Regions from separate parts of the Homo sapiens genome. Here region 1 is linked to region 2. Evidence: chromatin loops called from intact Hi-C (ENCODE). Cell type or tissue: body of pancreas. All regions are shown on one strand. Each heading gives the region's core, and the rest is flanking DNA. Links, peaks and the distances in the headings are about the cores only. Region 1 overlaps FKBP5 (FKBP prolyl isomerase 5). Region 2 holds the start of FKBP5 (FKBP prolyl isomerase 5).

Region 1 (8,157 bases), core at 1-5,000, 55 kb after region 2:
CAAGACTCCGTCTCAAAAAAAAAAAAAAAAAAAAAAAAGAGTTTACTGTCAAAATATAGGGCATTAAACCAATGAACAGGATTTATTGGTTAATTCTTTGAAGGAATAAATAGTGCGATTAGCAATAAAAGTAGATATAACATAAAAGACAAGTTGGTAAAGGACAGTTTTCTAACAATGAGTTATTGTGAGGAATGAAGGGAGGCATTAGAAAGAATGGATAATAGTATATTTGCATATCTGCCTGGATGTCTTGGGATGGACTGTGTGACCTTTTTATTCTCTGATTACAAGTAAAAAGTTTGACCTCCTTTTTCTTAATGTTTGTCTTTTCTAGATTGTCAAAAGAGTGGGGAATGGTGAGGAAACGCCGATGATTGGAGACAAAGTTTATGTCCATTACAAAGGAAAATTGTCAAATGGAAAGAAGTTTGATTCCAGTCATGATAGAAATGAACCATTTGTCTTTAGTCTTGGCAAAGGTAAGAGGGTATTTTTTTGAGTTGTGTTTTACTTAGCTTTATTACTATTTGTAATATATAGGAGCAGAGGATTCTATCCTTTCTAAAAGTAAAGAAATTTTAGAGTAGTAGTACTCAAAGAATGGTCTGAGAATCCCTAGGGCTCTCTGAGATCTTTTTAGGGGGTCCCAAATGTCATTTATTTTCATAACAATACTAAGATATTATTTGCCATTTTACTGTATTGACATTTATTTGCACTGATGGTACAAAAGCTGCAGTTGTAAAAAAACTGCTGGTTCCTTAACACAAATCAAGGCAGTGGTAACCAGCTGTTCCAGTAGTCATGGTATTTTCCACTGCCACTCCTTCACTATTTACATAAGGGAAAAAGCTAGTTTCACGTAAAAATGTCCTGATAAAGCAGTAAAAATTATTAGTTTTATTGAAACCCAATCTTTGAGTTTCACATCACTTTGATATTCTGTGACAGAAAGGGAAGCACGTGTAGAGCACTTCTGTCCCCCAAAGTATGATGGTTGTCTCAAGGAAAAGTACTTGTGCTCTTGTTTTAGTTGAGATCTGAACTAACTGCATTTATTTCATGAGATACCATTTTTACTTGAAAGGGCAAATCTGATTATGCAGACTTGATTCAGTATTTGGCAGGTGTTTTTCTGAGAATGAATGGAGTAAGTCTGTCACTTCAAGGAAAAACAACTGACAATGTTTTTTGCCATTAAGTTTTCAAGTAAAAATTATAGTTTAGGAGAACTCCTATTTGCCACTGTGGGCTTATTTGCCACTGTGGGCTTGACAGCTTCCGAAGACTTTTCTGATGAGATTGGTGGGTATTAATGAATGTGGTTTTAAATATACAATGAAATGTGTCCACATTTGGAAGATCTGTATAACTAAGAATGAATATTTTCTCAGTGACCAATGCAAGATGTTACAAGATCATGTGTGAATAAACAATTCATTCAAAGTTAGACCAACAGATTTTAATGTAACAGTATGAAAAGTTCACTGATACACTTTCAGTTTCCACATTGTAATTGACTTTTATGAATCTTACAAGTTGTACAGTTTTGATGTAGTATCAGATAATTATATTCACAATTATCTAAAAGGTTGTTAAAGGGCTCCTACCCTTTTCAACTATCTATCTTTGTGGGTTTGGATTTTCTTCTCTATGTACTTCAACCAAAATTGCAACAGATGAATGCAGAAATAGGAGAATCTGGTTGTCTCGTGTTACAAGTCAAACACATTTCCACATGTATAACATTCTAAAACAATGACACTCGTCTCACTAATTTTTTTTTTATTTTGGAAAATACAAAATATACAAATACTTTGTACAAAATTAAATTACTTATATTAACATGGGGTTATTCTAAAATGAATTATTAAATAACTACTTTTTTACTAAATCTCAGTAGATATGTCAAATAAACAAGTTCTTTGGAGTCCTCAATTTTTAAGATGTTAAGGGGTCCTGAGGAAAAAAGGTTGAGAACTACTATTTTCAAGTATTAAGTATGATTTTTACTAAATTATTTTCAAATGCCTTTTTTTTTTGAGACAGGGTCTCGATCTGTCACCCGGGCCGGCTCACTGTAGCCTCAACCTCTCAGGCTCAAGTGATCCTCCCAACTCAGCCCCGCAAATAGCTGGGAATACAGGTGCATGCCACCATGTCTGGCTCGCTCTGTTGCCCAGGCTGGAGTGTAGTAGCACCATCTCGGCCCACTGCAGCCTCCACTTCCGAGGTTCAAGCAAGATTATCATGCCTAAGCCCCCCAAGTAGCTGGGACTACAGGCGTACACCACCACGCCTGGCTAATTTTTGTGTTTTTTGTAGAGATGGGGCTTTGCCATGTTGGCCAGGCTAGCCATGAACTCCTCACCTCAAGTGATCCGCCCACCTCAGCCCACCCAAACACCTGGGATTACAGGCATGAGCCACCATGCCCAGCCTAATTTTTTTTTTTTTTTTTTTTTTGTAGAGACAGGGTTTCACCATGTTGCCCAGGCTAGTCTTGAACTCCTGGGCTCAAGCAATCTGCCCGCCTCAGCCTCCCAAAGTGCTAGGATTATAGGCATGAGCCACCACACCTGGCCTCAAATGCTGTTAAATGTCTTTAGTTCATTTAATGTTCTTATTTTTTAATCTTGTAGGAATAATAGCCCATACATCAAATTAAACTTTGTAGAACATGTGGCTTATTGGAAGTTGGTGGCTGAGTTACATCTTTTATTCTTGTCTGCCACAGACAAGCAACTGTAGTTTGTTCCTAGATTAGGGAAAAAAGAAGTATTCCCCCTATTCACCACCATGGCTATGTGTGGACTTCATTCCCTTGTCCTTCAGCTCTGTATCTAGTTGAATTGCTAACTAAGCATGGATCTGGAAAGGAAATATAGTAAGCAGAAACTGAGGAGTTACTTTCTGTCTCTTGCCACTCAGCCTTCCCTGCTTCCTGTATCATTTGTGTGCCTGGTGAATTCTGCTTCCCGTCCAGCTGTGCTCTTTCCAAGCTCCAGTTCTGGCCACGCCCCTGCTCTCTTCTCCTTTGGGTCTTTAGTAGGTTAATGGCTCATGAGATATTAATTTTTTGTTTGAATAAGATAGCAGTAAAAATCAAATACAGTCTTGTGGCAGATAATTATGACAGTTATTTTAGAATTTTGTTGTTGTTGTTGTTGTTGATTTAGGCATATGAACCTCCAGGGCTGCCAGAATGGGTGTGGCATCATTATTTAGGTGACCTAAGAGTGACTGACCTTGTCAGACCCCCTTGTTCCTGCCACCTGCTAAATCCTTACTCTATCCTTAGAATTCCTGTCTTAAAGAAGCTGAGAGTTAAGATAACAGGTCCTTTTAGCAGTTATCTTGGTGAGCAGAATTAAGAATTGTTGAGAATTTATATTGGTATCTTCTCTACTGAGATTTTCTCAGTAAAACACTATGGTGAATGAGTTTCCTGGAATTTTAAGCAGAGTAAGAAGATTTTCTGAGTTATTTTTTTTAAATACAAGTTGGGAGAAAAAAAGAGGCAACTTTCAGTTGACTTTGTACCTCTGACACACCTGTCTAGAGTCAGTGCGGTCTCATGGAAAAAGCTTCCAGCCGGGCATTAGGAAGCCAGGGTTCCTGTCTTCCCTGTTCCTTGTGGTGTGTTAACATGAGTAAGCCACTTAATCTTACCTGCTTCTGTAAAAAGAAGTCTGTGGAGAGCTTATGTGATTCCATTCTTGTTCCTTCTGTAAAGAATGCGGGAACAAAAACCATAAAAGACTAATACCAACACAAAGAGACCCTTAGAGGCCTCCTTAAGATGGTAATTGGAAATACTAGGATAGAGCAATATACCTCTGGTAAAACATCTATAACATAACGTATTTAGTTGCCTACAAAACAAGAAACATTGGTTAGGCAGTTTATAGTTTTGTGGGGTTTTTTTTTTCCTTTTTTTTTTTTTTTTTGAGATGGAATCTCACTCTGTAGCCCAAGCTGAAGTGCAGTGGCGTGATCTTGGCTCACTGCAACGTCTGCCTCTGGGGCTCAAGTGATTCTCGTGCCTCAGCCTCCCCAGTATCTGGGACTTCAGGCGCGCCCCACCACGCTTGGCTAATTTTTTGTGTTTTAGTAGAGACAGGGTTTCACCATGTTGCCCAGGGTGGTCTCGAACTTTTGAGCTCAGGTGATCCGCCTGCCTTATCCTCCCAAAGTGCTGGGATTACAGGCATGAGCCACTGTGCCCAGACTATAGTTTTATACTTATATTTTATAGCATTAGGTAGTTTATCAAAATGAAGAAAATAATATAAATGGACAGTAGTATAAATATTATTCATTGAACTCCATTGATCCCTTATATTGTACCTCTCCCAAGGGAATAAATAGAAATATTTCAATGGAAAGTCATCCTAATTTGGGGATTCTAGTATGACTTCAGTATTTAACATAGAACTATAAGAGCCTATCTGTAAAAATCCCATTGAAAAGATAAACATATCATAAAATACACAAATTCAAGCTATACCTACACTTGCTTTGTATATGTCTTTTGCTTTGTGTATGTCTGTTGCTTTTATCATACCATCTTTTTCTCTTTTCTTTTTTTTTTTTTCTTTCTGAGACGGAGTTTTACTCTTGTTGCCCAAGCTGGAGTGCAATGGCATGATCTCAGCTCACTGTGACCTCCACCTCCCAGGTTCAAGCAATTCTCCTGCCTCAGCCTCCCAAGTAGCTGGGATTACAGGCATGCGCCACCACACCTGGCTAATTTTGTATTTTTAGTAGAGACGGACTTTCACCATGTTGGCCAGGCTGGTTTTGAACTCCTGACCTCAGGTGATCCACCCGTTTTGGCCTCCCAACGTGCTGGGATTACAGGCATGAGCTACCGCGCCTGGCTAGCCGTACCATCTTTTAAACTCTATTCTTTACTTTCTTCATCTAAGGTTATGATAATCATATATACTACATATATTATATATGATTATATAAGTATATATTATTATGTTGAGGATTAAGATAATGTACACCATCGCCTAGCATTCAGCCTAACAAATGGTAAGCACTCAGATGTTGATTATTATTGTGGCAGTGTTAGGATTTTTCACTGGTTTTATAATGGAATGGTAAAAGCTGTGTTATAACATCTTGGGTCCTGACTTCATCTGTTGACTATGCATGCGTACAAACCTTGGAAACAATGCTCAGCCATCTTGCTTAGCCCCAGGAAGTTGGGAAAGACAGAATCAATCTAAGGGAACTGATTATTACTACTGTGGAATATGTTACAGAAATTAGAGTGAAGAGGTGATGATTTCTCTTACTAGGTTTTCTTAACTAAATATTAGAGGTTGTGAATTATTAGAACTGGTCATAGCCCATTTAAAAAGAAGCTGAATTAAGAACAAGGATTTTCATACATACTTCTATAATAGGGGTTCTGTTCTTTTACCCTACTCCCCCCAGCAAATATATTTTCACTAAAATGGAAGAGGGCAATAGATTTGGAGGATGAAAGAATTATTTCTACCCTTTTTTTTTTTTTTTTTTTTTGAGACAGAGTCTTGCTGTGTCGCCCAGGCTGGAGTGCAGTGGCGTGATCTCCGCTCATTGCAACCTCCGCCTCCCGGATTCAAGCGATTCTCTTGCCTCAGCCTCCTGAGTAGCTGGGACTACAGGTGCATACTACCATGCCTGGCTAATTTTTGTATTTTTAGTAGAGATGGGGTTTCACCATGTTGGCCAGGATGGTCTTGATCTCCTGACCTCGTGATCCACCCACCTCGGCCTCCCAAAGTGCTGAGATTACAGGCGTGAGCCACCACACCCAGCCTCAATCTTACTATTTTTTGGATTCTTTGTACAATTAGTATAATTTAGGTGACAATCATATTAATATTTGTGTCGAAGCCACTTTGGTTTTTTTATTGAGGTATTATTTACGTATAATAAAGTTTACCCTTTTAAGTATATAGTTTGATGAATTTTGATAATATTTCTGTAACTACCACCACAATCAAAATATAAAACAATTTCTTTACCCTAAAAAGTATTTTTATGTCCTTTTGCAGTCACTTTCCTTCCTGGACCCTGAGCCCCAGGCAGTCACTAACTTGGTTTCTGTTACTATAATTTTGCCTTTTGTAGAATTTCATATAAACAGAATCTTGTATTATCTTTGGTGTTGACTTCTTTCACTTAACATAATGACTTTGGGATTCATGCATGTTGAATTCCTGAGAAGTATTCCACAATTTGGGAATGCCACAGTTTGTTCACCCATTCAAAAATAGGACATTTGGTTGTTTGCAATTTGGGGCTATTCAGTTTTTCATATCCTTATTAACACGTAGTATTGTCGATCTTTTTAACTTTAGCCATTCTAGTAAGTATGAAGTAGTATCTCACCTTGGTTTTTGTTTGCATTTCCCTGATGACTAGTGATGATTGAGGGTCTCTCTTCTTGTGCCTAGTGGGCATTTGTATGTTTTCTTTTGTAAAGTGTCTGTTCAGATCTTCTGCCCATTTTAAAACATCAGTTGTTTGTCTTACTGAGTTGTACTTAAAAGGACAAGCACTTTGGCAAATATGATCTCCCAGTCTATCTTGCCTTTTTATTTTCTTAATTGGTCTTCGGAAAAGTAAAAGTTTTTACTTCTGATTAAGTCAGCTTTATCAGTTTTTTCTTTTATGGTTTGGTTACCTACTGTTATTAACCATTTTTGGTTTGATGTGATTTTTTGTTTACTATATTACAGACTAAGGTACAGAGAAGCTCGGTAAATTGCCCAAGGCTATACAGTAAGTGGCAGAGCCAGGATTCAAATCCAGGTAGTCTTTCTTAAGTTATGTTAGATCTTAAGGTTTAAAACATAGCCCAAACCAGGTACAGAAATGAAGTAGGTCCTGGTTAGCAGTATTTATCGAGTGCCTGATATACAGTAGAAATTTCTCTTTTTTTTTGAGACGGAGTCTCGCTCTCACTCAGGCTGGAGTGCAGTGGCACGATCTCGGCTCACTGCAACCTCTGCCTCCCGGGTTCAAGTGATTCTCCTGCCTCAGCCTCCTGAGTAGCTGGGATTACAGGCATGCACCACCATGCCTGGCTAATTTTTATATTTTTAGTAGAGACGGGGTTTCACCATGTTGGCGAGGATGGTCTCAATCTCCAGACCTCGTGATCCGCCTGCCTTGGCCCCCAAAGTGCTGGTATTACAGGGGTGAGCCACTGCACCCAGCCACAGTAGACATTTCTTACCAGTAATGATATGTCATAGTAAGGTTTATCAAAAGCACTGGCGCTTGTGTTCGCTCGCTCTCTCTCTCTCTCTCTCTCTTTCTTCCTCCTCCTCCCTCTTTCTCTCTCTCTTTCTCTCCAGAGACTTGCTCTGTTATTGGGGCTGGAATGCAATGGCACCATCATAACTCACTACAGCATTGAACTCCTAGGCTTCAGTGATCCTCCTGCCTCAGCCTCCCAGAGTGCTGGGATTACAAGCATGAGTCACTGCACTCAGCCAATATATTCTTAGTATCTGTTTACTTTTTTTTACATGCAGTTTAGGAGCATTCAGGAGATTTTTAAGGAAAGCTTTTAGGCTAAAATATTTAATTTTTTTAATTGTCCCCAAAAGTGTGAGCCAGAAAGACAGCAAACTTTAAGAAAGTACTTACTTTGGTTTTTCCTGGTACTTTGCGATAGAGGAGGAATGCTTCCAATTTCCACTGCTGAGTGGATATCAGGGAGGAGCTGATTTAGGCTGTGGAAAGCTGAGCAAATTTCTCACTCCATTTAAATTCGATATTACATCATGCCTTTGTTCTCTTTTTGAGTACAGTGTTGTGGTGCTATAGTTCTTTGCAAAGAGTAATTAAAACATGACCCCTACCTTCAAGTATGTAACAATTTAGTCTGGCAGAGTTGATCCTTAAGGCTGTCCCAGGACAGATAATGCTACCATATCTGTTTTCTTTCCCTGTTTGTTTGTTTGTTTGTTTTAATTATAAGCCATGAAGGTGGGGAGGGATTATCCTGTGATTAGTTCTCTTAGTAGTTAGAGAAATGACAAAAATACAATGTAACATAAGATATGAACACTTTAAAAGAGTCTTAAACATAAATTACTGTAATCTCAGCAGTTTGGGAGGCCAAGGCAGGAGGATCAGTTG
Region 2 (5,000 bases), core at 1-5,000:
TACCCCATTGTGAGAATCAAATGATAAGTTCGGGCAAGGTGGCTCACACCTGCAATCTTGACAGTTTAGGAGGCCAAGGTGGGAGGGTCTCTTGAGCCCAGCGGTTCCAGGCCAGCCTGGGTAATAGAGTGAGCCCTTGTCTCTAAAAGAAAAAGGAAGACAGAAAAAGAGAATCAAATGATAAAATGCATGTGAATGAGTCTAGTGAATGCGAAGTGCTTTTAAAATGAGATGTGGTTTGAGCAGTTCCACAAGCATGCCCAGGGTCACTACCAGTGACAGGCAGGACTGGCCATATAATTTGCAGGGCCCAGTGAAAAATGAGAGTGCAGGGCCCTTTGTTGAGAAAGTACTAAGAATTTCAAGACGGCGGCAGCAGAGCATTAGACCCAGCACAGGGCTCTTCTAAGTACACGGCCCTGTGTACTACACAGGTCACATACCCATGGAACTGGTCTTAGGTACAGACCCTGCAAAGAACCGTACTGTGCCTTAGGAAAGGGCTGCTCATCCCACATCCAGGTATCTGCAGCCATAGCGCATGTCATCTTTGAATTCTGAAGGGCAGTAATGTTTAGGGAAAATGCAAGCACATGTGTTTCCAAATGCCAAGGAAGGCAAGTGCAGTGATCAGAGTGGTTTTCTGGGAGAGTGGGTGGGGCTAGCAAGGCTGCCATCGGAACTGTGGAACTGACTGTTCTCCACAGACTCTGGCCTAGAAAAAAAAAGAACCGTGTAGCTGTATCTACAGGGCCTGTTGTTGTTGCTGCGGTGTATTACAACACAGCCTGGCAGCCTCCCCTGCCTTTCTGTCTTCCTCCTGGAAGAGCCTGGTCCCAGACATGTGACACGTCCACACAGCCCTCTGCAGATTTGCCCACACTGCTCCTCACTGTTCCCTCAATTATTAGGCTTTTCCAGGTCTGCATGCTTTTTGCTCACGCTGTCCCCTCCTGCCTGGGAGTCCCTTTCCCCCTTGTCCACACCCCTCTGTCTGGCAAACACCTACTTCATCTTCTAAGATTCAGCTCTACTGTCAGGTGACCTCTTCAATGACGCCTTCCCTGCCTCTCGTAGGAAGAGCTGATTCCTCTTTCCTTGGCGCCTTCCATTGTGCCCTATGCAGACATCTGTCACAACCCCTGTAACATGAAGAGGAGAACTGACATGTTACGTGTATGTCACTGTCTCCTAATGAAGCCCTTGAGGGTTGGGACATATATACCCTGATAGCATAGAGCTTAATATGTGCTGTTATTTTTATTTTATTTTATTTTATTTATTTATTATTATTTTTTTTGAGATGGAGTTTTGCTCTTGTTGCCCAGGCTGGAGTGCAATGGTGCCATCTCGGCTCACTGCAACCTCCGCCTCCCGGGTTCAAGCGATTCTTCTGCCTCAGCCTCCCGAGTAGCTGGGATTACAGGCATGCGTCACCATGCCTGGCTAATTTCGTATTTTTAGTAAAGATGGGGTTTCTCCATGTTGGTCAGGCTGGTCTCGAACTCCCGACCTCAGGTGATCCGCCCACCTCTGTCTTCCAAAGTGCTAGGATTACAGGTGTGAACCACTGTGCCCTGCCTAATATGTGCTATTATTAAGCATAGTAGATGCTTAATCAATTGGTATTAGTATGCAGAGGAATTTTGATCAACTTTGTTTTTCTGCGTTAATGAACAAATACATTGTTTCAGTGACTCCCCTCGGCAACTGGTAAACAGGGAAGCTTCTAGGCACTGAGGACAGACAAATGACTGAGACAGAACCCCTGCCCTCGAGGCGGTTTCAGTCTTGGCTTTATTTGTCTTTTCTGCAGACATCATCACCCTTTTTTTTTTTTTAGAATGGAGTCTCGCTCTTGTTGCCCAGGCTGGAGTGCAATGGTGCGATCTCGGCTCACTGCAACCTCTGTTCAAGCAATTCTCCTGCCTCAGCCTCCTGAATAGCTGGGATTACAGGCATGCGCCACCATGCCCGGCTAATTTTTTAAAATTATTTTTAGTAGAGACGGGGTTTCTCCATGTTGGTCAGGCTCGTCTCGAACTCCCGACCTCAGGTGATCCGCCCATCTCGGCCTCCCAAAGTGCTGGGATTACAGGCGTAAGCCACCGCGCCCGGCGCCCAGGCATCATCTCTTGAAGGCAGCATGGCGATTTCTGGACGAGGCTCTTCATAAATGTTTGAATGCAGTATAGTGCAAAGAGAGCAGGTTTGGAGCCAGGAGACATGAGTTCTAATCTGGCTATGGGATATTAGGTTTCCATAGGTAACTATTAGGTCCCACGTGTAACTAGCTATGGGACATCAGGTTTCTGTTTCCTTAAAAATGAGAGAGTTGATTAGAGATTCCCTAAGGCCCAGGTGCAGCTCCTGCATCTCTATGGGAGTAACTCAGAGGTAGCCATCTGGTTGGCAGTCTACCTTTCGGAGTTGGCGGAAGAACTCAGCCGTTTTGTTTTTGTTTTTGTTTTGAGATGGAGTCTTGCTCTGTCACCAGGCTGGAGTGCAGTGGCGTGATCTCGACTCACTACAACCTCTGCCTCCCAGGTTCAAGCGATTCTCCTACCTCAGCCTCCCGAGTAGCTGGGACGGCGCGCGCCACCAAGCCCAGCTAATTTTTGTATTTTTAGTAGAGACGGGGTTTCACCATGTTGGCTAGGATGGTCTCGATCTCTTGACCTCGTGGTCCGCCCACCTCGGCCTTCCAAAGTGCTGGGATTACAGGCGTGAGCCACCCCACCTGGCCGAACTCAGCCGTAAGGCCTCTTCCTGTTTTAATCTCCTGGGATCTCCTGCTTGAAAGGTAGCAAGCCAAGAGAAAGTATGGTCTTTACAGTCACTGGGTGTCCAGAGGGAGGTGATATCTGCTAAATTGGTTCTCGAGGTGGGATTTCCCCAGTCCCGACTGGGCATCTTAGACTTAATGGGGTTGCTTCCTAGGGCTAACCTGGCCAGCTGACCTAACAAACAGCCTGGCCTGCCCCTCTCCGGCCTCTAGGTAGGCCCTGTGGACAGATAGGAGGGGCAGTGCCTTCAGAGAGACGATACAGATGGGAAGTCAACTAGCTTGCTTAGGCATTAATTTCTCGGGAGGTAAGAGATGTGAGGGGGTGTCAGTTTCCACCATCCCTTCTCTATGGCCCCCACAAAGGGCAAGGGCCAGACACGTGGGCTGGCGTGGGGAGGTGGAGGAGCAAATGATGGGGGCGGGGCCTCATTTGCATGGACGGCGCGCGGCCACCAATCCGGACAGGCGGATCGACAGCCCGCGCGCCTTTTGGGGGCGGACTGACAGCCCCGGGGCCCTATGGAAGGCGGGTCCTGCGGCCGGCTGGGGCGGGACGGCGCCGGGCGCTGCCCCGGGGATTCGGGCCGGCTCGCGGGCGCTGCCAGTCTCGGGCGGCGGTGTCCGGCGCGCGGGCGGCCTGCTGGGCGGGCTGAAGGGTTAGCGGAGCACGGGCAAGGCGGAGAGTGACGGAGTCGGCGAGCCCCCGCGGCGACAGGTACCGGCGCCATGGCCACGGAGATGGGGCGGCCGGCCGCGGCGCCCCGGGAGCCGAACGCCCTCCTTCCAGGTCCCGCCGCGGTCGCACTCGCTGCCTCAGCTCCCACCCCCACGCGGCTTCGCAGCCCAGGAGCCGCGTGTCGCGGGGGAGCGGGGTCCGGAAGCCTCGAGGGGAGCGCGCGGGAGGCCTCGGCCCCACTGCGGCGCCCCTCGCCGCGCCCCAGGGGCCGCGGGGCCGGTGCTCCCCGCGGGAGGCGCGGAGACTAGTGACCGCGGGCGCCGCTCTCCGCCCCCGCCGGCCTCTCCCGGCAGAGGCGAGGCGGGTCGCGCCCGCCCGTCCTCACTGGGCTTTTGTTTCCCGCCCGGGATGACAGGTCCCGCTCCGCCTCCGGTCTCTGGCCCCCGGCTCTCCCCGGACAGGCGGCCGGACCCTCAGCCGGCACCGCTGCGGGCGGGAGCCAAACTTCGCTTTCGGGTCCGGGCGCCGGGACAACCGGACCCCAGGGCGAGCCGAGCGCCGGGACGCCGCGGGCGCGGGGCGGATTCGCCCACCTGGCGGGGCTGTGAAGGGGATGGTGGCGGGGTGGCCGCGCTCCGGGTGTGGACGGGCGGTCCCCGCCTTCACCTGCCGCCTCGGGACAAGCGTTGGGGAACCGCATCGCCGCTGTCGGCCGCTTGTGGAGGAGTCCGCGCAGCGCCGTCTAACAGGTGATCCGCGTCACTCCCAGGCCATACCGAAGCGGCTGAACGCTGTGCCAGGGCTCCTTATGCTCTTCTGTTCTGGGACGTGAAAACGTCTTCCGCCTTATTGGTCGTCCAAAAAGGTGCACCGGTCACAGTATAAGAGTCAAAAACCAGTATTACCAAAAAGACACTACGAGCGTCAGGGTGCAGAGTGGCTTTCTTCGATTAACGAACCGGCAGGACCATCGTAGTCTCTAAAATCGGGTTCTGCAGTGGTGGCGAAAGCGTAGTAAGTTTCAAGTTGTAAGCGGAGATGCAGAATTGTAGATACCCTTCAGTGTGGTTCAGGACAGTGTGTTCAGCGTTTGGCCGCCGTTCAGTAAATTCTGCATGAAGCAGTTTGAGCTCGTGGTTTTGGATTTACTTTTCAGGAGTATGTTTTCCAGTGGAATAAGGCTTACTACTGAATGGGAGCTTTCTTTGCCTCTCTGAGTGTAGACAGGAGTGTTTATTTTCATTGTCTTCCCATTTTGTTAGATTGTGGACAAGGGAAAAGTTAAAGCATATTTTGGTTAAGTATTTTTAATAGTCTGGGATTCTATCCACCTCCTCCATAAGGGTTTTTACTTTAGAGAATTATAAAGTAATTCTCTAAAGGGAGCTGCTTCTCTTGGTGTTTGAATCAAAAGCCAAGAATCGACTTGAAAAAAATTCTTATTCTGGTGGGAAATTTTTATTGTCATACTTTCACTTCACCATTTTCTGTTTGTCTCTCCCCCAGCTGACCTCTGCCTGACAGTCTGCAATTATG

What was found. Hi-C counts contacts between places; a loop is a spot of excess contacts. Peaks named below come from ENCODE experiments on the same cell type or tissue, not always from the same donor. Only the 100,000 strongest peaks of a DNase experiment are listed, where the experiment ranks them.
Region 1: it touches region 2 in a loop (2.0-fold over the local background); 20 of 110 quality-filtered maps call a loop at or near these places.

Annotation. Positions count from the first base shown.
Region 1 is chr6:35,629,339-35,637,495 of GRCh38, reverse strand. It overlaps FKBP5 (FKBP prolyl isomerase 5), which reads left to right. Exons shown (of 11, transcript NM_004117.4): 3 at 338-482. Among named protein-coding and RNA genes, the nearest start is that of MIR5690, 31 kb to the left of the region's middle. In body of pancreas, for the core only: no CTCF peak of the experiment used is centred there; a DNase peak (open chromatin) is centred at 3,005; H3K27ac peaks cover 2,330 bases.
Region 2 is chr6:35,687,307-35,692,306 of GRCh38, reverse strand. FKBP5 (FKBP prolyl isomerase 5) reads left to right here and starts at 3,392. Exons shown (of 11, transcript NM_004117.4): 1 at 3,392-3,503. RefSeq lists a silencer at 3,163-4,012 and enhancers at 4,273-4,362, 4,383-4,452. In body of pancreas, for the core only: a CTCF peak has its summit at 3,078; DNase peaks (open chromatin) are centred at 786, 3,266, 4,226, 4,546 and 1 weaker place; H3K4me3 peaks cover 1,632 bases; H3K27ac peaks cover 4,283 bases.